Regions from separate parts of the Mus musculus genome. Here region 2 is linked to region 1. The links are chromatin loops, found by intact Hi-C in ENCODE. Cell type or tissue: heart. All regions are shown on one strand. Links, peaks and the distances in the headings refer to the core of each region. The heading gives the core; the rest is flanking DNA. Region 1 holds the start of Mbd4 (methyl-CpG binding domain protein 4). Region 2 overlaps Plxnd1 (plexin D1).

The links. A loop is a pair of places that touch in the nucleus more often than their neighbours do. Peaks named below come from ENCODE experiments on the same cell type or tissue, not always from the same donor. Only the 100,000 strongest peaks of a DNase experiment are listed, where the experiment ranks them.
Region 2: a loop joins it to region 1, with 2.4 times the contacts of the local background. A loop is called at or near these places in 2 of 42 quality-filtered maps.

What each region holds. Positions count from the first base shown.
Region 1 is chr6:115,847,726-115,860,153 of GRCm38, reverse strand. Mbd4 (methyl-CpG binding domain protein 4) reads left to right here and starts at 6,813. Exons shown (of 8, transcript NM_010774.2): 1 at 6,813-7,017; 2 at 9,315-9,536; 3 at 10,422-11,248. The coding sequence starts at 6,944. It overlaps Ift122 (intraflagellar transport 122), which reads right to left and starts at 6,626. Exons shown (of 29, transcript NM_001167763.1): 1 at 6,445-6,626. The coding sequence starts at 6,485. In heart, for the core only: CTCF peaks have their summits at 5,522 (motif pointing right) and 6,895; DNase peaks (open chromatin) are centred at 3,583 and 6,663; H3K4me3 peaks cover 2,315 bases; H3K27ac peaks cover 4,727 bases.
Region 2 is chr6:115,949,846-115,962,273 of GRCm38, reverse strand. It overlaps Plxnd1 (plexin D1), which reads left to right. Exons shown (of 36, transcript NM_026376.3): 26 at 1,412-1,558; 27 at 1,692-1,848; 28 at 2,253-2,356; 29 at 2,434-2,497; 30 at 2,930-2,964; 31 at 3,181-3,285; 32 at 3,584-3,747; 33 at 4,601-4,748; 34 at 5,539-5,679; 35 at 6,195-6,269; 36 at 6,418-7,463. The coding sequence ends at 6,534. H1f8 (H1.8 linker histone) reads right to left here. Exons shown (of 5, transcript NM_138311.3): 5 at 12,032-12,384. The coding sequence ends at 12,196. Among named protein-coding and RNA genes, the nearest start is that of H1f8, 11 kb to the right of the region's middle. In heart, for the core only: a CTCF peak has its summit at 5,478 (motif pointing right); DNase peaks (open chromatin) are centred at 2,983, 4,276, 5,263, 5,603 and 6 weaker places; H3K27ac peaks cover 5,001 bases.

The sequences.
Region 1 (12,428 bases), core at 1,411-9,410:
TGATGCCAGGTCCCAGCAGCCTGGCCCCAAAGCCCACGTGTCAACCCTCAGGCTGTGTAGCCCTCCTTATTGCTACTGGTATATGTCACGGTTGATGAAGTAATTCATAATGGCTTTCTTGCCTTCTCAGAACCACCACCACCAAAAAAAAAGTATTATCATTTTTTATCATTTCTATCATTATCTACATGAATACTCAAGGCATTCCATGTAGAATTTGGAAAGTAACTGAAAAATAATAATTGTGTATATTTCTGGGGTACAACATGATGCTTATATAATATATAAATATATATTGCAGGAAGCTAATTAACTTGTTTATCACCTCATAGACATCATTTACTGCAATGAAATATTAAAAATCTATCCATTAGCCATTTTGAAATATATAACTGTGGCCCTCATGAGGCTGCTGAAATATATTCCTCCACTTTAACTGAAGCCCAGTGCCCTCTGGTCGCCACCTCCCTTCCCCCATCCTCCTTTCTGTAGTTTTAGTACTATGTTATTTACTTCCTGTGTCTTTGTATGTTGGTCATGTGGAGAGGCAGCAAAGACTCCTAGAAGGTTCCTTGAATAAAAACTCTTCACACTTGCAAACAGTTGAGAGCTGTGACAGGGAAAGTGTATGCTAACCCACGTGCACATACCTCCCTCGGCATAATGGAGTAGAGGGGGCGGGCCCACTGAGGAAAGGAAAGGGTACACAGCCTGGCTGACAGAAGCTGAACAAAGGTCGCCTCTCTGGCTTTCCAGCTCAGCATACCACTTTCTGTATCAAATCCTGCCCAAGTTCTGCACTGTCCTTCTTCACTGTTTTGTGGTAATAGACCTGGGCTTCCTTGACATGTTTCACATTCAAAACAGCAAGTGATAGGCTAAAAGGTAGAGGGGAGCTGGGGCCAGGAAAGCTGACCTATCTGAATTTCACCCTTACTATAAAACAAGGTAGAGAGCTGCCTCCTAAAGCCAGGGGTCATGGGCTAGCCTTGTGTAAAGTGCCTGGCATCTGTGAATCTTCATGCTGAGGCATTAGCTCGGAATGGCTTTGCACCCTTCATCTAGTCCTTGGTATGGAAGCTTCTTGCCTGTACACATCTGGATCAGTCATAATGATTCTTGGACCTCTTCTCCAAGAGTTGACAGTTACTGAGTTAGTTCTACTTATATCTGTTGGGGCCAGCTCTTACTCTGGCCCAGGCTAATCTAGGACTCTTTTGTAAACTAGGTTGGCCTTGAACTTATGGTACTCCTCCCAAATGCTGAAATTACAGATGTAAACCACTTCACCTGGCATTTTGCTGTTGTTGTTTTTTACACAGTCTCATGCATGTGTAACAGTCTGGTCTGGTCCCAGCCTCTCCGTTGATGTAGCTGAGGATGACCTTGAACCCCCTGCCTCCACCACTCAACTGCTGGGATGATAGGCAGGAGTTACTTTAGGAGGCAAAGGCATGCTGGGTGCATGTGTGATAGAGAACAACTAGCAGGGGTTGGTTCTTTCCGGAGTACTGTTGGTCCCAGGGATCAAACTCAGGTTGTCTGTCTTGGTAGGAAGGACCTTTACCTACTAAGTCATCTCCATGTTTGTTACTTTATTTGGGCTAAGCCTGAACAATCTTCCCAGATGTTAAAGTTCACATTCTGGATGTCCTGAAGTACTTACAACATACATATCTAACTTGTGATTATGCAATGTCCAACATGGGTGCTGGGAACCAAACTTGGAGCTCCAAAAAGAAGAGCAGCAAACAGTCTGATGCCCAAGTCACCTCTTGCTGTACTTAGAATCTAAACAACTCAGTCTCACTCTCAAGCACCTAGCCTTCTGTATTCGACTGTTTCATAACATGCCTCCTTAATACACTTGTCTTCAACCTGAAGGCAATAACCAAGTTTTATGTTATATGTTAGACCAGGGGCCTGACACACTGATCATAACTGGCAACTTGCCAGGATTTTATGTTTAAACCCCACTCCTGGGTTTTAATAATATTACAACATCACAGACCCCCCCAAATTAGTAAGGATGCAGACTTTATCATGGACTCGCACATTCCACCCAGGGCAAATGCTCTCTCCACATGACCATCTAGCCTCAGCCAGCATACTCTAGGGCTGGAGACTTACTGCCCTCCGTCAGTCTGTGCTACCATGGCAGGCTCTTTCCCAACTTGTCCTCTTTTATGAAAAAGAAAAACTGCATGCTCAGATTTCACTGCTGAGAGATGAGAGGTGAGCCCTGCCAACTGAAATCCTCTGCATACTGAAATCCCAAGGTGCCCTTGAAAGCCACTACAAGGCATACATGCTACCCTGCTTACTCTTTCTTGTCTTCCCCCGACAATCCCATATTGAGACCCAAGACTTCCCTCTACTTTTTTTGAGACGAGCTCTCTCCTAGGCTGAAGTTCTCCTAGTCTTAGCCTCCTGAGTAGCAGGGATTTGCAATCTCAGACAAATTATATCACTTCATTAAATTTTTAATGTGGTGCTAAGAATTCTGGGCCTCACACATGCTGGGCAAGCTCTCTGCCACTGAGCCACACCCCTAGCTTCCTCAATCAATCACAATATCTCTCAATTCTAGCTAGCCTGCCTGGAATAAGGTGGGCTAGCCTGCCTGGAATAAGGTGGGCTAGCCTACTAAGGCACTGTGGTTGAGATGAACCTAGAGCAGCATATTGAAGGAAGGAAGAAAGATAAAAGTTCAGAAAGAAAAAATTAAGAGAGAAAGCATTTAGAGGTCAGGAGATAGCTCACTGGGTAAAGTGCTTGCTCTGCAAGCAAGCATGAAGACCTGAGTTTAGATCCCCAGTATTCCAAGTAAAGCCTGAGCCAACAAGTCAAACCTGTAACCCCAGAGACTAAGATGGGCAAACAGGCAGGTCCCAGGGGCTTGATGGCTAACCAGTTTAGCTTAAATGGTGAATTCAAATTCACCGTTGAACCCTTATCTCAAAAAAATAAGATTTAAGAGTACTCTTTACTCTCGTAGAGGGTATGGGCTCCCAGCTCCTACATGGTGGCTCACAACTGTCTGTAACTCCAGTTTCAGGGGATCTGATTGCCTCTTTTGGCATCTGCTGATACCAGGCACTCAGGTGGTGCCCAGCATACATGCAGGCAGAACACCTACCTACATAACATAAAAAATAAGTAATAAAATAAGGTGGACAGAAATAGAGGAAGATACCAATGCCAACCTCTGACCTACCCATGCCCATGCACAGTCAAGTTCATCTGCATACATACATGCATGCACATTCCACACACACAAAGAAAGAACAAAAGAGGGGGAGGGGAAGTAAGAGGGAGAGAGGAGATGGAAAGAATAAGTTAAGAAGGATCTTTGGGTAGGAAAATGGAGTTTTTGGCTAAGCTCCAAGGCATAATCTAAATGTTAGCAAGCCTAGAGGCAAGAACGCCAGGGGACCACCCAGCAAAAGACATGGAAGGGGTCACTCTGGGTTTATGAGGAGCAGAGCAACAGAAGCACAGTATCAGGACCTGAGTGAGTTCTTTTGCTGGATGAAGAACAGACCAGAAGCACAAGCACAGAGCAGGAGCCTGTGACTGAGTCGGGGCGGGGCTAGTCAGGGCATCTGGGATGGCTGGATTCTATCTAGGTGTGAGTTTTGTTCTGTTTCCTTCCATTACGTCAGCTGGCATATGTAGCCATCATCAGGCTGCTGGCCTACAGAATCTCTGCACCTCCTGCTCTAATAGACTGCTTCAAATCTGTAACAGCCCTAAAAGCAGGTAGCCAGTCCTTACTGGTCTTTCATTCACTTATTCCTCCATGAACACACACACATCTACTCACTAAATACTAAAAGGCTCCAGAAACATTTGGAAACAAAATACAGCCATTGCTTTTACAAGGTTAAAAGACTTCTGGGATAAACAGATTAAAAAATAACTCTTACACCCAACAGACTCTTAAGCACAAGAGCAGAACGAACAAAATTCTGTGCCAGGGGTTGAGAACAGAGCAGAGCAGGCTGCATTTGACCAGCAAATGTTTTGCTTGGCTCACATGGTGTTTTACTTTGTTTTTTTTTTTTTTTTTTCTAATTAGGTGCCAACATTTAAAAAATCAGGACATTTCACACTTCAAACGCAGATTCCTAGCTTCTGGTAAAAATAGGAAGATCTGCACACACTAGGCCAAATTTCTACCCATGATAATTGGCAGGAGCAGAGCAGCAGCTGCCCCTTTCATGCAGAGTGGGAGCCTTCCAGTTTGCCACAGCCCTTGTTACTCCCTATTGCTCTGACATGGAAGCCAATGCTTGGTTGCCAGTGACTGCCACCTTGTGCACCGGTGCTCCTTTTTGTTTGTTTGATTGTCTCACTGTGTAGCCCTGGCTATGCTGGAACTCACTATGTAGACCAGGCTGGCCTCAAACTTAAAGAGCTCCAACTTCCTCTGCCTCCTGAGTGCTGGGATTAAAGACATGCATGGACCACCACCCCTGGCTGTGGGTAATCTTATACTAGAGTGAAGAGACAAGTAATAAACTCTGTTATTACCTCAGCACTGCTGAAGATGAGGCAGGAGAACTAGAAGCCTAAGGCCAGCTGGGCTACATGGGACCCTGTCTCAAAAAAGTATTATCAAAGCCTTCTTTAAGTGCTGAGCTATTTATTGAGGCATGTGTACCATGGAGCACTTTTGGAGGTCAAAGGGCAACTTGGTCCTCTCCTTTCACCATGTGAGCCCTAGGGATCGAACTCAGATCATTATCCTTGGCAGCAGATTCCTTCAACTGCTGAGCACCCTACTGCTAACCTCCTCAAAGGTGTTTATGAAAATGAAAGGCGCTGGCAAGGTGATGCGTTCCAAGTAGCAGGGTGTACAAAAATGTCCCGCAAGTAACAGAAATCCCTTCTATTTAATACAAGTAAGGGCCACCCATTCACGTGACTCACCTAACTGAAATCAGAGCCTGGGAGAACTGGCTTTGAAACAGGGTGGCCTGAGCTTGCAAGCTGGCTCCATCACACCCAGATATGTGTACCTATCTGCCCTCTCTATAAGTCAGTTTTCTCATCTGTAAAGTGGAGATAATGACAGTACCTACCTAGAGCTGCTGTGAAGAGACACTGAGGTAAAGGGCACAAGGTCTTAGCTAGTGTTGGAATCATGTCAGCACTAGCTGCTCTTTGTGCAAGTTCCTCCAAAGCCAGCCTTGAGGGACGTTCAGGATCTCAGGAAAGGTCTCACAAGGAAAAGTCTCAGGACAGACAGTGGTGGGGAACAGACCAGACCATCTAAGAAGACTCTGAGTCAAGCTGAGAATTAGTCAAGCCAGAATTTCCTGAAATGTGTTCCTGGCTGGTGGATTTTAATGACAAAATAGAATAGGATATCAAATCATACCAAATTAATTAAGATGACAGAGTCATTCTATTGTCATTCTCTCTTTTTAAAACACTTTTTGATTTTTTTTTAAAGATTTATTTATCATGTATACAGCATTCTTCCTGCATATACACCTGCTGGCCAGAAGAGGGCACCAGATGTCATTATAGATGGTTGTGAGCCATCATGTGGTTGCTGAGACTTGAACTCAGAACCGCTTGAAGAGCAGACAGTTCTCTCAACCTCTGAGCCATCTCTCCAGCCCAATATTTTTTTTTACTATATATTTTTTTCTTTTTCTTTTTTGTTCGTTTGTTTTTGTTTTTAAAGACAGGGTTTCTATGTGTAGACTTGACTGTCCTGGAACTTATCCAAAGTGCTCTTAAATACTAAGCCTTAATCCTCAGTATTTAAAATTAAGCTTTAAATTAAGCTCACTCTTAAGTACTAATTTTGAAAATACTCCTCAAACTTCCCAATCAAGAGATGTCTTGACTTGATCGCATCTTACATGTTTCTCTGACCGTACATGGAAATGTCCTGTTTCAGACACAGTAGATCTCAGCTCAGGTGGAAATGCTCAGAACCGAGATGCAAGTTACTCACACCGTTTTGTTTGTTCCTGCTCGAAAATTTTTAATCCCGGCACTGGGGAGCTAGAAGCATATGTATCTTTGTGAGTTCAACGCCAGCTTGGTCAACATAGTGCATTCCAGACCAACCAGAGCTTTAAAGTGAGGCTCTATCTCAAAAACAAACCAACAAAAACAGGAGAAATTTAAAGAATGTCAGATAAACAAAAGTGTGGGCACTTTGAGGATGGTTAGGAAGCTGAGAAAACACTGGTGGGTGAGGAATTTTGAGAAGAGAGAAGTGAAATTGGATGATGATGACGTATAAACTGCTCCAGCCTCCCTCAGATGATCCCTATGCCCCTCCAGGAATCTCAGCTTCTCTTCCATTGGGAAGTTGAAGGCACGGAATCAGAGTCCTCGGTCCAGGCCGCAGGCCCGTTGCCATGGCAATGCGCCGGTTCCTGCCGCCTCCCCGCCATCCCCGAAGTTCCCGCTCCTCACCACTGCTCCGCTTTGTCTCTCCACGTCAACACGGCCCTCATCGCCGTTTCCCTCACGCTTCGGGCCCCTCCTCCCAGCCTCGGCAGCAACAGGCTTCTTTCCACAAACCACTTCAGCTACCTGCGCTACCCTTAGCAACGCACATGCGCAATGAACCGCGCATGAGTTTCCCAAAGCTCCAAGTGCGCATGTACAAAAGGGAGCCCACCTCCTCCGCCGAAGCGCCGGGCGCGTAGGGACGCAGGAGGCGGAAGCGTAAGTATGACACGAGCGATTGGTCCGGAAAGGTGGGTGGGGCGGGGAGTCTTGACGACAGAGGGTTTGATTGGCGGGACCCTGGCTGTGGCATCTGTAGCTGAAGCGGTGGCGGGAAGGCTGCTGTGTGGGTTGATTGACTTTCACGTCGGTGTTTGGATTCGGCTCAGTGGTTTGAGTTGTGTTTTACTCCACCTCTCGGCCTGGAGCTGCAGCTGCGCCCCAGTGGACCAAAGCAGCAGGGATGGAGAGCCCAAACCTTGGGGACAACAGAGTCCGTGGAGAGAGCCTAGTTCCAGACCCGCCTTGGGATCGCTGGCAAGTTATTAAACCTCTCTCGGGCCTCAGAGGAGTCGCTCTTGTGTGGGTCTTCCTAACCTTTAACACAAGGTGGCACCTAGAGCTGTCGCCCTGTGGGAACAAGACTAGGGTGTACCCGATTCCTTGGCCGAACTGACTGGGGAGCTTGGAGGACAAGGGAGGTTTTGTGATGCAAGCAGGTTAGCCTGGGCCGGAAGGGACCCTCAGAAATAGCCCTATGACAAGTCACAGAGGAAGCTACTGTTGTGTCCGGGCTAAAATGATGCACGTATTTGCATGTCCCAAAACTTGGGCGCTCAAACACTTTTAAGGGCTGGGCATTTAACTAAGTTGGTAGTGTTTACGTAGTAAACACAAAGCCGAGGGTTCGAGCGACAGCACCGAATATCCGGGCTTGGCGGCGTCTGCCTGTGGAGGCAGGAGGATCAGAAGTTGAAGATGAGTCTCTGGTACGTCGTGGGTTCAAAGCTAGCCTATGGTACATAAGATTCCCGGCTCAAAAGCAAACAACAAAACTTTTTTTTTTTTAATGCTACTTCCTTTTTACAGATGGAGAACGGAGATTTTGAGCTCAAAGTGACTTTCTCTTTGGAAGATCAGCTAATAATAAGTAGCGAGCTGGGGTTTTGACCCATTTTGTTAACCTAACAGTTTTGTAGGGATTCCCTCAGGTTTCAGTTACCTTGTCTCCCTATAAGATCCTTCTAGCTGATACCTAACGCCAAATTCCATCTAAGAATGCCATGGTTCTAATTGTGGTTAGTCTCTAGGTCTTGCTTAGTGTCCCTATTTCCCTATTTGTAGAAAGTAGGTTGGGTTAGAAGGTCTCTCTAGAGACCCACTTTTTTTTCTTTATGTGTTTGTCTATATACGTAGGTGTTGGTGGAGACCAGAGGAGGTGTCAGGTTCACTGGCGCTGGAGTTGCAGGCAGGGTGTTATAAGCTGCCTGATGTGGGTACGGAGTCTCCTGGAATATGTGCTCTTAACCACTGAGCTATCTCTCCAACCCCTCACTTTTAAAATGTATAGTTTAGTGATTAAAATACACTGTACTAAACACTGGAGAGATAGTTCAATTGTTTAAAGCACTTACTGCTCTTCTGTAGGACCTGGGTTTGGTTCCCAGCACCCACAGCAGAGGCTCACATCCATCTATAACTTGGCTCCAGGGGATCTAAGTCCATTCAGGCCTCAGCACCTTCATGGTGCTCATAAATAAGAATAAATAAATTCTTTAAAGGGGGAAGAGATCCACTGCACTGGAGGTTTTGTGGGAACTATCCCCCCCCCATAACAGTATGGGAGAAGTATTAGGTGGGCCTAGGTTTCGGGGTCCACTCTGCAGGTGATTTGATTTTGTTATCACACAATTTGTCAATAAGAGTAAAATAATTCTTAGAGATTTATTTATTTATGTTATATATATGTTTTATATACATGGGGTGTGGGTGTGGGTGCTTTGTCTTGCATACCAGAAGAGAGCATCAGGTCCCATGTGATTACAGTTAGAAGATTGTGAGCCATCGTGTGGTTGCTGGGAATAGAACTCAGGACCTCTGCAAGAGTAGCTCGTGTTCTTAACAGCTAAGCCATCTCTTCACCACCCAATGAGAGTACATTTTAACCTCACAAAGTGATGAGAATCAAGACTGAAAGAGAGCTGGAAGTTCTTACCAGAAATTATGTAGCTTTTGGAGGGCCATGCTATTTTACAAAAGTGGTAGTTGTTGGTTCTCAAAAATGCACACATATGTGAAGTGTTCCCCTTACATGTTTGCAGGAAAGAGGGGGTGATTCATTTGAGCAGTTTGTCTGATCTCAGATGAAAAGTTCAGTTACTGGCTCATATCTCAGACTTCCAACAACTGTTATCAGAATCCTTTATTGAATCCCTATAGTGTGAATTAAGAAAAAGTTTAGCAGGTATACTGTGTGGAGAGTCCTAACATTTAAAAACCCATGTTGAGCTAGGCAGTGATGGTATATGCCTTTCTTCCCAACATCTGGGAGGCAGAAGCAAGCAAATTTCTGTGAGTTGGAGGCCAACCTGGTCTATGGAGTGAGTTCCAGGACAGCCAAGACTACACAGAGAAACCCTGTTTGAAAATCAAGGTGGAGGAGGACACTCATGTTGAAGGACAAGAAGTTGTTAGAGCTGGACAATCCTCATGGCACAAGACTAGCTCACTGACTTTAATTTGTATTTTATACAGTCTCATACTGCTGTGGGCAGAAACTGAGGAAGCAGGGTAAAAGCAATTTTAAGTTCATCACTTGGGTTTTGTTTTTCCAGCAAGGAAGATATTGCTGTTGGACTGGGAGGAGTGGGAGAAGATGGAAAGGACCTGGTGATAAGCAGTGAGCGCAGCTCCCTTCTCCAAGAGCCCACTGCTTCTACTCTGTCTAGTACTACAGCGACAGAAGGCCACAAGCCTGTCCCGTGTGGATGGGAAAGAGTTGTGAAGCAAAGGTTATCTGGGAAAACTGCAGGAAAATTTGATGTATACTTTATCAGGTAAGCATTTAGGAAGGAAAATAACAATACCGCCAAGTGATTTTTGTCCGTAATGGGAAAGGATAGCAAGAATCTGCGGTTGATAGGCTAAGGGAATGACTCAGGGAATAAAGCATTTGTCATTGTTCAGACCCCCAGAGTCCATCTGCAGAGCTGAGTGGGCACAGCAGCTGCCTGTGGCCCTGGCTCTCAGGAGCCTGAGATGGGATCCCCAGGGGAAGCTGGCAGCTAGACTAGCTGGATTTTGTGACTTCTGGGCTCAGTGAAAAACATTGTCTCAAGCAAAGTGAACAAGGACACCTGATTTTTAACTTGAAGCTTCCACATGCACAGGTACACATGAGAACACTCATATACACATGCATATACCACACACATACATTTTAAAAAATGTAGCTGGGCAGTGGTGGCGCATGCCTTTAATCCCAGCACTTGGGAGGCAGAGGCAGGCAGATTTCTGAGTTCGAGGCCAGCCTGGTTTACAGAGTGAGTTCCAGGACAGCCAGGGCTACACAGAGAAACCCTGTCTCAAAATAAATAAATAATTAAATAATTAAAAATAAATAAATAAATAAATAAATAATGTATTATAAGATCATTACTGTTCCTTCAGTGTCACTGGTTGTATCAAGTGATTTGGGGACAGTCACATATACACAGTGCTGATCCTGTTCTCAATGGTAATGAGACATTTGGATTTAAGCTACATTTGTATGCTGATTTTATACTATCATAGAAGAATCTATTGAAAAGCCATTTATTACTTTTTGTTGCTTTAAAATGCCAAACATCTTTGGTGACATTTTAAAACTATTAATTGGAATTCTGAAATGTGGTCCAGTTCTTTTTAAAAAGTCACTCTTTTTTTTTTTTTTTCCTTTTAAGCCCACAAGGATTGAAGTTCAGATCAAAACGTTCACTTGCTAATTATCTTCTCAAAAATGGGGAGACTTTTCTTAAGCCTGAAGATTTTGATTTTACTGTACTGCCGAAAGGGAGCATCAATCCCGGTTATAAACACCAAAGTTTGGCAGCTCTGACTTCCCTGCAGCCAAATGAAACTGACGTTTCAAAGCAGAACCTCAAGACACGAAGCAAGTGGAAAACAGATGTGTTGCCTCTGCCCAGTGGTACTTCAGAGTCGCCAGAAAGCAGCGGACTGTCTAACTCTAACTCGGCTTGCTTGCTATTGAGAGAACATAGGGACATTCAGGATGTTGACTCTGAGAAGAGGAGAAAGTCCAAAAGAAAGGTGACTGTTTTGAAAGGAACTGCAAGTCAGAAAACCAAACAAAAGTGCAGGAAGAGTCTCTTAGAGTCTACTCAAAGAAACAGAAAAAGAGCATCTGTGGTTCAGAAGGTGGGTGCTGATCGCGAGCTGGTGCCACAGGAAAGTCAACTCAACAGAACCCTCTGCCCTGCAGATGCCTGTGCAAGGGAGACTGTTGGCCTGGCTGGGGAAGAAAAATCACCAAGCCCAGGACTGGATCTTTGTTTCATACAAGTAACTTCTGGCACCACAAACAAATTCCATTCAACTGAAGCAGCAGGTGAAGCAAATCGTGAGCAGACTTTTTTAGAATCAGAGGAAATCAGATCGAAGGGAGACAGAAAGGGGGAGGCACATTTGCATACTGGTGTTTTACAGGATGGCTCTGAAATGCCCAGCTGCTCACAAGCCAAGAAACACTTTACTTCTGAGACATTTCAAGGTACTCAGTGCATGAAAATTCTGTTAGCTGTGTGGTGAACTGTCTACCCTCGCGGATCTTGTATTTCGTGCCGGGATGGGGTTGAGATAGAGAGTATAGTGAAGAAGAGTCAAGCGTCAGATATATTCTCCCAGTTGATCCCAATATCTGCCCTAAGTGATTTTTGAGAACAGGGTTTCATGTATCCCAGCCAGCCTGGGTCTCACTGTATAGCTGGAGAGACTTTCGAAATTGTATCCTTCTGACTCTGCTTCCTGGGTGCTGAAATTAAAGGCATGTGCCACTATGCAAGTTTATGTGGTGCTGGGCACAGAACCCAGGGCTTAATGCGTGGCAGCTAAGCACTCTATCAACTGAGTTACATCTCCATCCTGTAACTGATCTTTGAGCTTGGTCATCAGGCCCTTAATTATGGCAGAGAGGTAATCAGCTGGCTACAGCCAGGATGCTCAGCATTGGAAGACTGGTGTGTGATGGCTGCTACCACCTCTCCCTGGACAGCAGCTAAGAGGTGGGGCTTTCCACACTTGCTATCTTCTCTTTTGGCAGCAATTCTAAGACCGTAAGGGAGATTTTTCTGAGAAGAATGTAGATAAGACTCCTTTTATAAACTGACCAAGAATAGTCGGCACCTTCCTGCCCCTCCGGTGCTGCTGCTGTGTGACTCCCAATTTAATTTCATCTGTATTACATTCTTTTTCTTCTGTTGCAGCCTGATGCTTCTCTAAAAGGCCTTGGAGCTTTCAATAATTCAAAAGTATAATCGCTTAGTTCATGTATTATTTGTACTGTGCTCTTCACACAAGAGTCCTGGGCTTGGCAGACTTGTCTATACAATGCCTCAGTGAATAATAGATAAAAAGATCTGAGCAGCCCTGGGTTATTCATTATACTGTTACGGCATAATGAATAACTCTTAAAGAAGAATAGTAATTTTAATTTTACTTAGATTCCTTTGGGAACACAGCCTGCACAGATTGGTGGAACAAGGGTAACGCTTGAGTTCTGTCTCCAGTCCCATCCATAATTGTGTGTCTCCTCTGTGCCTGGGATTGATGCGTCTTTAACAGATGGCCACATATACCTAGGAAATGGATAAGAATTCCTCAATGTATGTCCTTTGAGCTTCTTAAAGCATTGGATTGTATAGATATACTGCAATTATAATGGGTAGGTTAAA
Region 2 (12,428 bases), core at 1,407-9,406, 100 kb before region 1:
TAGGGAGGGGGTCACATCTTGACAGTGGGGAAAACTGAAGCTTGGAGATCTGGCTAGCTGGCTCCAGAGGCACACAGCATCTCCAGGGCAAGTTGGAGGCTGAGTCTTGTCCTGTAGCCTTAGTCCTAAGCTTGGGGGGTCCGAGGCGGGGGAGATGCAAGCAGAGGGTCTTTGGACTTTGGAGGAGGGTCAGGTCCCTCAATCCTGAGCTTTCCTCTCCTTAGGGGAGGGGCACAGAAGCAAAACCTCAACAGAACAGAGGTTGGCCCAGCCTGGCTGATTGTTGGTTGGAAAAAGACAAGAGGTTTCCTGGAGCAGGTGACTCATCCTGCACCCCAGGGGAGCCGTGGAAAAAAGACAGGGCTTTGGGGCCAACAAGGCAGTCCAGATGTAGGCTACATTGTGGACAAAGATCAGGACTAGGAGACATCACAGAGTTTTCAGCAGCCAGGGCCTCTCTCTCTGAAGTTAGGCCAGTCAGGCCATCATGAAGCACAATTCAAGGGCCTGCTCAATGGTGGCAGAGGGCCCAGCACTCACCTCGGAATCCTGAGATAGGACCCAGAACCAGAGCCTTAACTGTTCTGGGTTTGTGTACTAGTCTTTGTGGCAACCTGGCTGTGTAGTTCTGGGCGAGTTATTACCCTCTCTGGTCCTTAGCTTCATTTTGTCAAATGAGGGTCAGTCAGAGAGTAGAAAAGAAATGGAGATCGTAGGAGAGAAGCCGCACTTTGAGCTCTCAGGGACCACCATAGACTCTGGACCTAGGTTTCTCAGCCACTGTGGGTGACCTCAGCCTGGCCTTTCCCCTGCCAGACATTGGGGTGCTGGGGACTCCAGGCCAGACCACTACAGCAGGAAGCTGGGCGGGCAGCTGCCCTGACGCTGCTGCCAAAGCAGCCTGATGTTATTACAAACTTAATTTTTCCTCCAGCCCAATTCACCACGGGTCGTTCCGTTCCCCCACCCACAGAACAGCTGGGCACTAGTCTAGGGGGACGAGGAGGGCTAGCTTGGGGCTGCAGTAATGGCAGTGGCCAGGGCAGGAGGTGGGGTGGGAAGCCTGATTGGGCCAACACTCGCCAGAGGCATCCATATGGGGTTCCCTGGGGGCTCCTCAGCCCCATTTCCACTCAGCTACACCCTGGAAGGCTCCAACATCTCAGGCATAGGAGTTCGTAGGTCAAGTCCCATGTTACCTGTTCTTGCTATGCATTGCTGTGCAGGGTGCCTGCCCTCTCTGAGCTTCAGCAACAAGGGCTGGTCTCTGGGTATGTGGCTGGGATGTAGTGGAGACACCCTGGAGTGGGTGTCAGCATCAGTAGAAGGGAGTGTGGGGGATACCAGCAGGCCAGAGCTTGGAAGCTGGAACACAGAGGGGGTCCTGACCCCTGACCCCTGACCCTCACAGGAGACAGTAGGTGAGCCGTTCTTCCTGCTGTTGTGTGCCATCAAGCAGCAGATCAACAAAGGCTCCATCGACGCCATCACAGGCAAAGCCCGCTACACACTCAACGAGGAGTGGCTGCTGAGGGAGAACATTGAGGCCAAGCCCCGGGTGAGCCGGGGGCAGGGCCCGGGGCCCGAAGCAGGAGGGCATTCTTAGCTGGGCTATCCTGAGCCTCCCCAGCCAGGTCACCAGGCCTTATCATGACAGTAGCCATCGGCTGACACCCCCCTCTCTTGCGCAGAACTTGAACGTGTCCTTCCAGGGCTGTGGGATGGACTCCCTCAGCGTGCGGGCCATGGACACCGACACGCTGACGCAGGTGAAGGAGAAGATCCTGGAAGCCTTCTGCAAGAACGTCCCCTACTCACAGTGGCCGCGGGCGGAGGACGTGGACCTTGGTGGGCAAGGGCGGGCACCATGCCTCGCAGCTGGCTGCTGCAGCCTCTTTCCTGTGTTAGTCAAGGCCCCAGGGCTCCCCTTGAGGAACAAACCCTTGTTCTGCAGCTGTGGGCAACAGCAAAAAGCAATCGAGAAACGCTTTCCAAAGAGGTCTTTCGGGTTGGGTTTTGAAGGATGCGTAGGAGTCGTGGTCAGACCGGTTACCAGAAACTGTTCCTAAAGTTCACCCTGAACTAGGCCCTGCCCTGTACTCTGGACAGTTAGGGTGAACAGCCGGGCTCCCAGGGGGCGTCGCTTGCTTCTGATTCTAGGAGAATGGGAAGTTTCTTTTACTGTGGTCCAGGCTAGTGGCTGCCCCTGGGGCCACCTCTTCTGTAGTCCTGATGCCCCTCTTCACCTCCAGAATGGTTTGCCTCGAGTACCCAGAGCTACGTCCTCCGGGACCTGGATGACACATCAGTGGTGGAGGACGGCCGTAAGAAACTGAACACACTGGCCCACTACAAGGTGCCTAAGCTGGCCCAGCCACCCTACCCCTCCCCTCTAACCTCATACGTCTAACCTCATCTCCTCTCCTCTGTCAGATACCTGAGGGCGCCTCCCTAGCCATGAGCCTCACAGACAAGAAGGACAGTACCCTGGGCAGAGGTATGGCTCATAGCTGGGGAGGTGACCCAAGCGTGATGTGAGGGCTCCCTTCTTGGGCCCTTTCAGAGCCGTGCTGGGTGGGGGGCAACTGAGTTTTGGAAAGGGGGTCCCCACCTCCATGCTGCTAGAGAAAAGCTGATTGCTTCCAGCAGCTACAGCAAGGCCCCAGGAGGGCACGTGCCCTTCCAAGAGGCCTGGGCCGTGGCCAGGTCTGAGCTGGTTACATGACCTGTGGGCTCTAGGCCACACCCCTGCCTCCAAATCTAGACCATGTCCTTACAGGCCCTAGGCCCAGATCCATGAGGGTCCCAGGGTCCATCCTGAAGTAGAACGCCAGATCTTGGCTCTCCCCCAGTCTTCCCCTCTCGCCATCCCCCTCGGGTTACCTTCCCAACCCCCCTCATTTGTTTATCCTGTGTTTCCCTTTTGCAGTGAAAGACTTGGACACAGAAAAGTATTTCCATTTGGTGAGTGCCCAGCCTCAGGCCCTGGGGAGCAGGCTTTGCTGGGCGGGGCTTTGGCTCTCTGACTCCCTGAGCCTCCAGGAAAGAGCTCCTAGGCCCTGGGAAAAGCCAGAGTGGGTGAGGGAGCAGGGATGGGCCGGGTGCTGGGTAACACAGGGCAGACTTCCGTGGGAGGATTGAGGAGGGTGCCGTTGGGGACCAACCCTGCCCACCTTGCAGGTGCTACCTACGGATGAGCTGGTAGAGCCTAAGAAATCTCACCGGCAGAGCCACCGCAAGAAAGTATTGCCAGAGATCTACCTGACCCGCCTGCTGTCCACCAAGGTGGGCCCAGCCTCCATGTCCACCCCGTAGGGGAATAAAGGGGTCCCCGTGCTCCAAGAAGAAGTCCGTGTTCTTCCTGCCACCCAGTAGGCAGCAGAGGACCCAGGGTTACTTCCGTGGCCTCAAGTCACAAGACTCAGACCTACACCCAGAGGCCACATTCTGAGCCCTACCTCCCTGCTACCCAGGTCCTCCTCTCCCCCGCTCCAAGAAAGCATCATTGACAACTCAGTCAGGAATCTTGAGGCTCAGAGATGTTCAGAGGCTGGGCTAATGATGTCCCACATCTTCCCTGCAGGGCACGCTGCAGAAGTTCCTAGATGACCTGTTCAAGGCTATCCTGAGCATCCGAGAGGACAAGCCCCCGCTGGCTGTCAAGTATTTCTTTGACTTCCTAGAGGAACAGGCGGAGAAGAGAGGCATCTCCGACCCTGACACCCTGCATATCTGGAAGACCAACAGGTGGTGGCCGAGGAATGGGGTTGCACGGGGGTGAGGGGGGGGGCGCCAATGGGGTTAGAGCACCAATGGTATCATGGCATCAGGGCAGCCAAAGCACCAGGGCAGATGAGGGCAGAGCCTGGCCTGAATGCTTCCTGTCTTGAATCAGCTTCTATTTGGCCATTTCCCCACTGTGTGGTCTCCGGTGAGAGACTTAGCTCTGGTGCTGCAGTGTCCCCTCTGTGAAACCAGAAAGCATCATATAAGCTTGCCTTTGCTCACCGCTAATGCCCCATCATACAGAGAGAAGCGAAGGCCCACAGAGCAGCAGTCACCCAGGCCCAAGGGCACACACTGGGAAGTGGCAGTGCACATTGGCTGTGACTCCCACACCTAATATGTAGCTTCCTTTGAGGCCCCTTCTTCGCTTTCTGGGGTCATATACTACCCCGCCAAGAAGGTCCCAGAACTCTTAGCCTGGCCCTCAGAGAAATGCCTGTGCAAATTCAGTTGCAGTTTCTCTCTGCTCGGGGTGGGGCTGGGCAGGCAGGCACCCCAGGCTCTGCAGGGCTGAGCAGGGGCTTGTCCCCAACCCTCTCTGGCCTCCCAAGGACAGTCAGCCCTGCCTTCTTCGTGCAAGGCCGGGTGGGGGAGGAGTGTGGATACAGGCAGCAGGGTGGGGGCTTCTAATGAGAACCAGGAGTCTCGTGTGCGTGCAAAGGAGAGGAAGGCTCTCTGGGGTGAGGGTTGGCCCCTAGCTGGCAGGGGAAGGACACCACATATCCAGAGGCTTCAGGGGCTGCGAGGACCAGCATTGTCTACCTCCCCAGCCCTCCACTGAGCTCCTGCATCCCCACTGTCCCTGCCCCCACAGCCTTCCCCTGCGCTTCTGGGTGAACATCTTAAAAAATCCCCAGTTTGTCTTCGACATAGAGAAGACGGACCACATCGACGCCTGCCTGTCTGTCATCGCACAGGCCTTCATCGATGCCTGCTCCATCTCTGACCTGCAGCTGGGCAAGGTTAACTAGTCTGGCTGCTCCTGAAGGGGGGGTGGGGGGCGGGTGCCTGAACTCTACCGGAGTCATTCAAGACAGGCAGAGAGCAGATGGCCAGCCAGAGCGAGCTCCACAGGCACGGCACCTGCCAAGGGCAGAGGATATGCCGGTTCAGTGGCTAGAAGCCATAAAGGCCTTCTGAGAAGAGAGGTGACCTAGGTAGCCCAGAACTCTGAGGCCATGAGTGCCCATGGGATCACAGAGCTAGGCTGGCTGGGGGGAGGGGGGTGAGGGCAGGGCTCAGGAGTCTCAGCCCACAAGGGAAATGAAATGTCACCACTTCACACATGCATTCCCGTGACAACAGAGAGCTGCCAGCATACGTCTTAGCACATGGTGCTTTTGAGGTGTTGGAAGTGCAGGGTGGGAACCATTCCCGCAGTCAGGAACCAGCTTCCAACCATCTCAGCCACCAAATACTATCACCCTAATAAGGGAGTAAACAAGACAGGCTGCGGGCTGCGTGCAGCGGAGTACTGCTGGCACACAGCCTAGGAGCTCTTCCCTTCAAATGAAAGTCCCCATGTGGTCACCACCCTGAAAGCCTGACAGCATCGTGGGGCAGGGCCTCCATGCAAGAGGGAAAGAGGGAGGGAGGGAGGGAGGGCCAGAAGAGACCAACTGACCCTGGTCCAAAGTCTGACTGAATGGGGGTTGTTTAGCCATGTCTGAGGAGCCACCAAGGCCCTCTAGGTGGCAGTGGGGACAAGTCCCATCTTTCAGCCACCCAAACTGCCCGGGTCTCCCTGCCCAGGACTCACCCACCAACAAGCTTCTGTACGCGAAGGAGATCCCTGAGTACCGGAAGACCGTACAGCGCTATTATAAACAGATCCAAGACATGACGCCGCTCAGCGAGCAGGAAATGAACGCACACCTGGCCGAGGAGTCTCGGGTAGGTGGCCTTTGGGATCTAGGCCAGGAGATAGTAACGATATCCTTGGCTTTGAGGAGTGGACAAAACCAGCACCATTAGGATGCAGCAGGGGGACAGTAGGAATTTGGGGGTAGTCTCTGTTTCCCATCTTTCCTGGCATCTTCATTGCAATGTATTTTCTAAAGTCCAAGGATGAGGTGGAGTGTTCTGAAGATATGAGAGGTTAGAATCCTGGTTCCAGAAAGCCAGTGTGTGCCCAGCTCGCAGGGGTCTAAATGTATTCTATCAGCAGGCTGTGGGAGTGAACAGGCTGGGTCCTCATCTGTAGGGTTAAACCTCTCCTTTTGCTAGTTGGTAGTGGCACACACCTTTAATCCCAGCACTTGGGAGGTAGAGGCGGGTGGATTTCTGAGTCCGGGGCCAGCCTAGTCTACAGAGCAAGTTTCAGGACAGCCAGGGGGCTATGCAGAGAAACCCTGCCTCAAGCAAACAAGTAAAAATACCTCCCCTTTCTTCTTGTGCCACCTTTATAGAAATACCAGAATGAGTTCAACACAAACGTGGCCATGGCTGAGATTTATAAATATGCTAAGAGGTATCGACCACAGGTGAGTTCCCCCTCCCAAGATTTGCCCATTTTAGCCCATAACAACGCTTTAGATTTGTCGGGGGTGTTGGCACTTTGATGAGGTCTCTGGCGGGTGGCCTCCCAGGCTCTCAGGCACGGCACATCTGACTCACTGCAACTCCCCTCAGATCATGGCTGCCCTGGAGGCCAACCCCACAGCCCGCAGGACCCAGCTACAGCACAAGTTTGAACAGGTGGTGGCTCTGATGGAAAACAATATCTATGAGTGTTACAGCGAGGCCTGATGCAGAAGAGTGACCAGGAGCTTCGGCCAGGGAGACGGCGTGCAGGCCACTTGGCCTCCACTTGGTTTCTTCCCCACATCTCTCACTTGGGCTGGGAACTGACAGAGGAGCCTGCTGGGCTAGGAGTGGGGGACACTGGCCTCTTAGTGCCCGGCTGCCGAGCTCTTGGCCTTGTCCCCTGGGGCATCTCTGTCCCCTCCACCTGCCCAAGACCCAACTCTAGGATGAAGGCCTTGAATATCGATCGCTGCCAGTCCCTAATAAGACTTTCCCTGCCAACCAGGACAGCCTGGACCATGCCTGCCTGTTCACTGTTTCAGGCTGCTCAGCACACATTGGGAGAGGTGGCCATATCCCAGAACACTACCTCATCCACCTGGCAGAGGGAATTTCTGCTTCAGCCACCAAGCAGTTGTCTGTGTCCCTCATCCAGAGGGGGCCTTGGCCACCAACAGTTCCAAACCAGGTCAGCTGTTAGCCGTCTCATTGGCCAGTGGCAGCATGGGCAGTGCCCATTGCCCACAGAACGGTGGAGAGAGGGGGACAGGCTGGGGGGTTCCTGGCCCCAGGAAAGGGAGGAAGGCGAGGATGCAGGGCTGTAGCTGGACTACTCAGTCTTCCTGGAAGTGTTTCTAAAGAGCACCACTTTTTTTTGATTTTTAAGAAAAAAAAACTTTTATATATTAAAACAAAAACTTATGCACCAACTGTGAATAGCTGCCGCTTGTGCAGATCCCCAGGGGCTCCCGGTGACACACTGGAAATGACTGTTCCAGGGGACAGAAAATACTCATCTGTCCCCAGCACAGCCCCCACCCCACCCCCCATAGCTGCTGAGACTGGCTCACAGCCCAAGGGGGCTGGGCTGGAGGGGAAGGCTGGGACTCTCTGGAACATTCTTTATAATAAAAGCCTGCCGGGAAAACCTACTATGGGCTTTAGCCTTTGTCCTGAGATGGCCGAGGAGGGGAGATGGGGCTGTTTCTTCGTCCTGTCTGTGCAGAGCCTGACCTGACACCCTGCCTCGGACACGGCCTAAGGGAAGACCTCTCCCTTAGGCCTGCCAGGAGTTTGCGGCTGCACCCTGTGGACACACATCTCCATGGACAGTCCTGACCCCTAGGAGGATATCGCCAGTGGGTGCCCCTCACATTTGTGCTGTGCAGAGCATGGAACCCAGAGCCCTGTGCTGTCTTAAGTGTACACTCTCCAGTGAGCCACATCCAGCCCCCACACCCTTGTCTTTATTCAAACCTAAGAGAAGCAGACATCTTGTTCCTCATTTTGCAGACAGTGTCAAGGGGCCTAAAGGGGCTCAAGAGGTCACAGCCAAGAAGGGCAAGATGGGGACCAGACATCTGGATCCCCTTCTCTCAGCCCAAGTTCCTCCAGGAGAGTCTCCACCTCCAAAGTGGAAGGGGTTCCAAACTGACCAGAGTCACACCCCCAAATCTTCCATCTACTCTTAGGACATACGCCTCATGTTTCAGACAAGGAAACTCAGTTTCTCTCCGAGGCCAGCCGTGGCCTGCACCTGACCACAGCACATCTGACCTGGGGTGACACCCACTGTCCCGACTGGGGCCCCAGTTTCTCAAGGCTGAGTCAGTGAGGTTCTCCCCAGAAGCAGGATGTGGCAGAGCCAGCCTGAATGATGGCCATTCACATGTGTCCCCTCAAGAAGGAAAGTCCCCATCGTACTGGCCAAAAGCAAGCCAGGACCAAAATTCCCAACAACAAAGTCCAAGACCCAGCCTAGAATTCACCAGCTAAAAAAAAAAAAGTGAACAACCTCTCTAAAAATAGCTTTCTCCTGTGCGGGCCGCGGGCGGAGAAACCATCTTTATCTCTCAGATCTCTGTTGCTGAGGCTTATTAAGGAGCAGATTTGCTAATTTCAATTATTGGCAGATTTGATGGTTTGAATTTTTTTCCTCGATGAGGTGTGACTCCAGAATGGATTCACAAAACCCTGAAAACTACAACTGCAGAAATAGCCCGAGAGAATAAAAGCCTCGCATGCTTGTGGGGACACTCGCACACGGCACCGGCCACACACAAGGCCAGGGCACCTTTGCTGTAGTGGATCCAGGAGTGAAGATGAATCAGTCCACACTCTGTTCTAAAACCTGACTTTTCCCTTGCACAACAATATGTCAGGAACATCTTTCTAAGTCATTAAGTATTCCACAGTCTGGCTACACGTCTCATTAACATACAGCGCCTGACATTCAGAAGGAGGTCTATGCGTAGATCTAGTTTCCAGGGTCACTAGCATTGCCAGGTAGGCAACCCCCATGAACTGCAGTCCTTGTGTGGGGCCCCAAAGACATGCCTGGCAGCCATGGGTACCCTGGCAAGGACCTGGCTGGAGCATCCTCAAGCTAAGATTGCAAAGTGGGAGAAACCAACGCAGCTGTTCTCCCAAGTCTCTAAGACGGTGCAAGGTCTATCCCCACCCTGTCACGGGGCAGGGCTGATGGGTCCCTAGCTCCTGGAGGCAAGAGGCTACAGGCTCTTCCCCAGCCTCACCATGCAGGAACAGAGGCAAAAATCGGAGCCTCTGCTTGAGAAATGCCAGCCTGCCATCTGTTGGGTGCCCCTCGGGGCCTGCTGACAAGCACATTATAGATACCCCAGGGAGCCAGAAGAACTAGACATGGCTTCCTATGGGACTCCAGAGAGAAGCCATGGACAGCATCGAAGCCTGAGCCCCATACTGGGCACTTGGTTTCCCTAGTGCTGTCTGTTCCCTTCCCAAGTGTCCCGTCTCCCCTATTGAGAATGCCCCTCAGATACACCCATTCCTTTGAACTACACTCTTGGCCTTGGCAGAGTACGCACCACACCAAGCAGACCCAGAACTATGGACATATCTTTGACCCCTTTCTCCGTTGGACTACCACCAAGCCTCACCTACCATATTGAAGGCCACCTCTTCCCTCATCTGTGCTCTGGAGATACGTCCATCTGCCATGCTCCTAGGGTCCCTCCTCCTATTCTTTGATCTTTCTTTACAACCGTGACAGTAAACCCACAGAGCCCATCCTTTGTGACACCCACCCTTCATGGTGCAGTGCCTGCCAGCAGCCCCATCCTGTGAGTCCGTTCACATCATTCCAATGTTCAGATGCCAAGAGCAGCACAAGCCATTTGCTTAGGCATTTGTCATGGGGACATTGTCCCTCTCTAGCCCGTGTCAGCAGAGAGAGTTGGAAGGTGGTGCATGACTATGGCAGTAGTGACCGGAAGCTCAGCAGGTGAACTGGGTGCCTTGGCTCTCCATGGGTAGTGTGAGCTTCCTTACAGCATGAGGGATGTCTATGAAAATACAAGAACCTCCAAAAGTGTGCATGTGTGCACGTATGTGCGCACACATGGGTGTGTGTATGTGTAGGTACACTTAACCTATTTGTGTATGTGTGGAGTCCAGAGGTTGACACAGGTGGCTTCCTTCCTTGATCACTTCTCTACCTTGTTTGCATCCCATTAGGCACACATGTGGGGGTTGCATGTGCAGGCCCAAGGTTGATGTTAAGAATCATCAATCGCTTTCTCCAAGGCAGTCTTTTTTGTTTGTTTTTGTTTTGTTTTGTTTTGTTTTTCGAGACAGGGTTTCTTTGTATAGCCCTGACTGTCCTGGAACTCACTTTGTAGACCAGGCTGGCCTCGAACTCAGAAATCTGCCTGCCTCTGCCTCCCGAGTGCTAGGATTAAAGGCGTGAACCACCATGCCCCGCTTCTCCAAGGTAGTCTTAATCAAATGCAGAGCTTCGGATAGTGGTCTTTTTAACCAGCCTGCTCTAAGGGTCCCATTGAAGTTAAGGTTTCTATTGTTGTGATGAAACACCATGACCAAAAGCAACTTGGGGAGAAAGGATGTATTTCAGCTCACAGCTTTACAGTTTATCACTGAAGGAAGTCAAGACAGGAACTCAAGGCAGGAACTGAAGCAGAAGCCATGGAGGGAACCTGCTTATCGCCTTGCTCAGGCTGCTTTCTTATACAACCTAGGAGCACTAGCCCAGGAGTGCTGTCCACAGAGACCTGGGCCCGCCCTCCCATATTAATCAGTCAAGAGAACTCCCCACAGGTAAATCTGGTAGGGATGTTCTCTCAACTGAGTTTTCTCCTCATGTGACTCCAGCTTGACCAAAGCTAAAAACAGTCCTACAAGCCAGGACACAATCTCCACCTACTGAGGCTGAAATTAATGGGGTGCACAACACTCACTTGGCACTCATGTGGTTCTGGGGGGACAAACTCTGGTCTCATACACAGCCAGTGCTTTGGCTATAACCATTGGACCACCTTTTTTTTTTGAGAGCTTTGACTCTTTCACCCGTAGTTTGCTGTTTTAGCCTAGGCTATCTGGGTAGTGAGCCCTGGGGGTTGATCCTCCTGCCTCCACCACCTGACACTGGGGTTATTTATACACATGCACTACCACACCCAGCTTTTTATGCGAGTGGTGGGGATTTGAACTCTAGCCCTCATGTTTATGTAGCCAACACTTTACCCACTGAGCCACCCTGCCTCCTCTGAAGTCTCAGATCTGTCCTGACATTGCCACTGCCCTCTGGTCAAGCAATGCAGAGCTCAGACTCAGGGTGAGGGAACTAACTCCACCTATCCATGGAAAAGTGTCTCTGATGATTTTAAAGCAGTGCAGAATTTGGCCCCATGACTTGTCTCACTCGTATCCCTGCCCTAGGGCCACTGGTGGATTACCAACTTGACCAGATTTGGAATTGCCTAGGGACACCCCACCAGTCATATCTATGAGGCCATTTCCTTCCAGAGATGTTTATGTGGGAAGACCAGAGTTTTGGTGGAACCATCTTGTGGGCTGGAGTCCCACATGGAGTCAAGAGGAGCAAGAGTTGAGCTTGCACTCCCGCTGCTGGGCCTTTTCTGCCGTGATGGACCACAAGCTAAAGTAAACCCTTCCCATGCTTAACTCTCTCCTGTCCGGGATTTTATCACAGCAACATGGACAGTAACCAATACAGGGCCTTTGTGCCCTTTCCTTCTCTTGCTGAATACGATTCCATCCAGACTTGGGGTCCCTGCTCAGCGGCCCTCCCCTATCAAAAATTGCACCAAGGGCTGGCAAGATGGTTCCCTGGACAAAGGTGCTTGATACCCCAAATTCCATCGGGATTCACAAAGTGGAAGGAGAGGACCCCTTCAAATTGTAGTCTGACCTCCATACACACACCATGACACAGGTACACGAATACATACTACAGTTGCAGCCAGCACTGTGTTCCTTGGCAGGCAATATCCTGCTCCCCCAAGCCGTAGTCTGTCTGCCTCTCTGGGCTGAGGCTTGATGGTTCGGCTCAGGAAGCTTACCCTCTCTGGCCCCTCACGTCCTCCATCCCTCCTGCAGGCAGGAGGCTCTTTGTAAAGACATCAACTAAACCACTGCTCCCTGGCTCCCAACTGCTCAAAACCCGCCTCTGCCTTCCTGTCTCACAGTCCAGTGTCCAATGTACCAGTGTGTGAATACAAAGTCTTTATTGATAAATTATGATTAAACATTGTGACAGCTTATTAGACAATAAAAGCTTCAGAATCGCCATCTCCCCAGCCCTGGCCCTAGCTACTAGCCTCAGCCTTCTTGCTGGGAGCCTTGGAGGAGGTCTTGGGAAGTAACTCAGGCCTGAGTGTTCTCAGGGGTCTTTGCCTTCCTGACCCTAGGTATGGGTTGTACTTTGTGTCCTATGTCCTGGGAAGGAGTGGGCACTTTGGTCTCCTGTACTGTCTCAGCCCCCTGAACAACTGTCACAGTGTGGGCCATGTCTGCCATCTTCCTTTTGGCGAGGGAAGCAACGCTATTCTGGACCTGTAAAAAAGCAAAAAGAGTGGTGGGGAGATAACTCAAGCCAG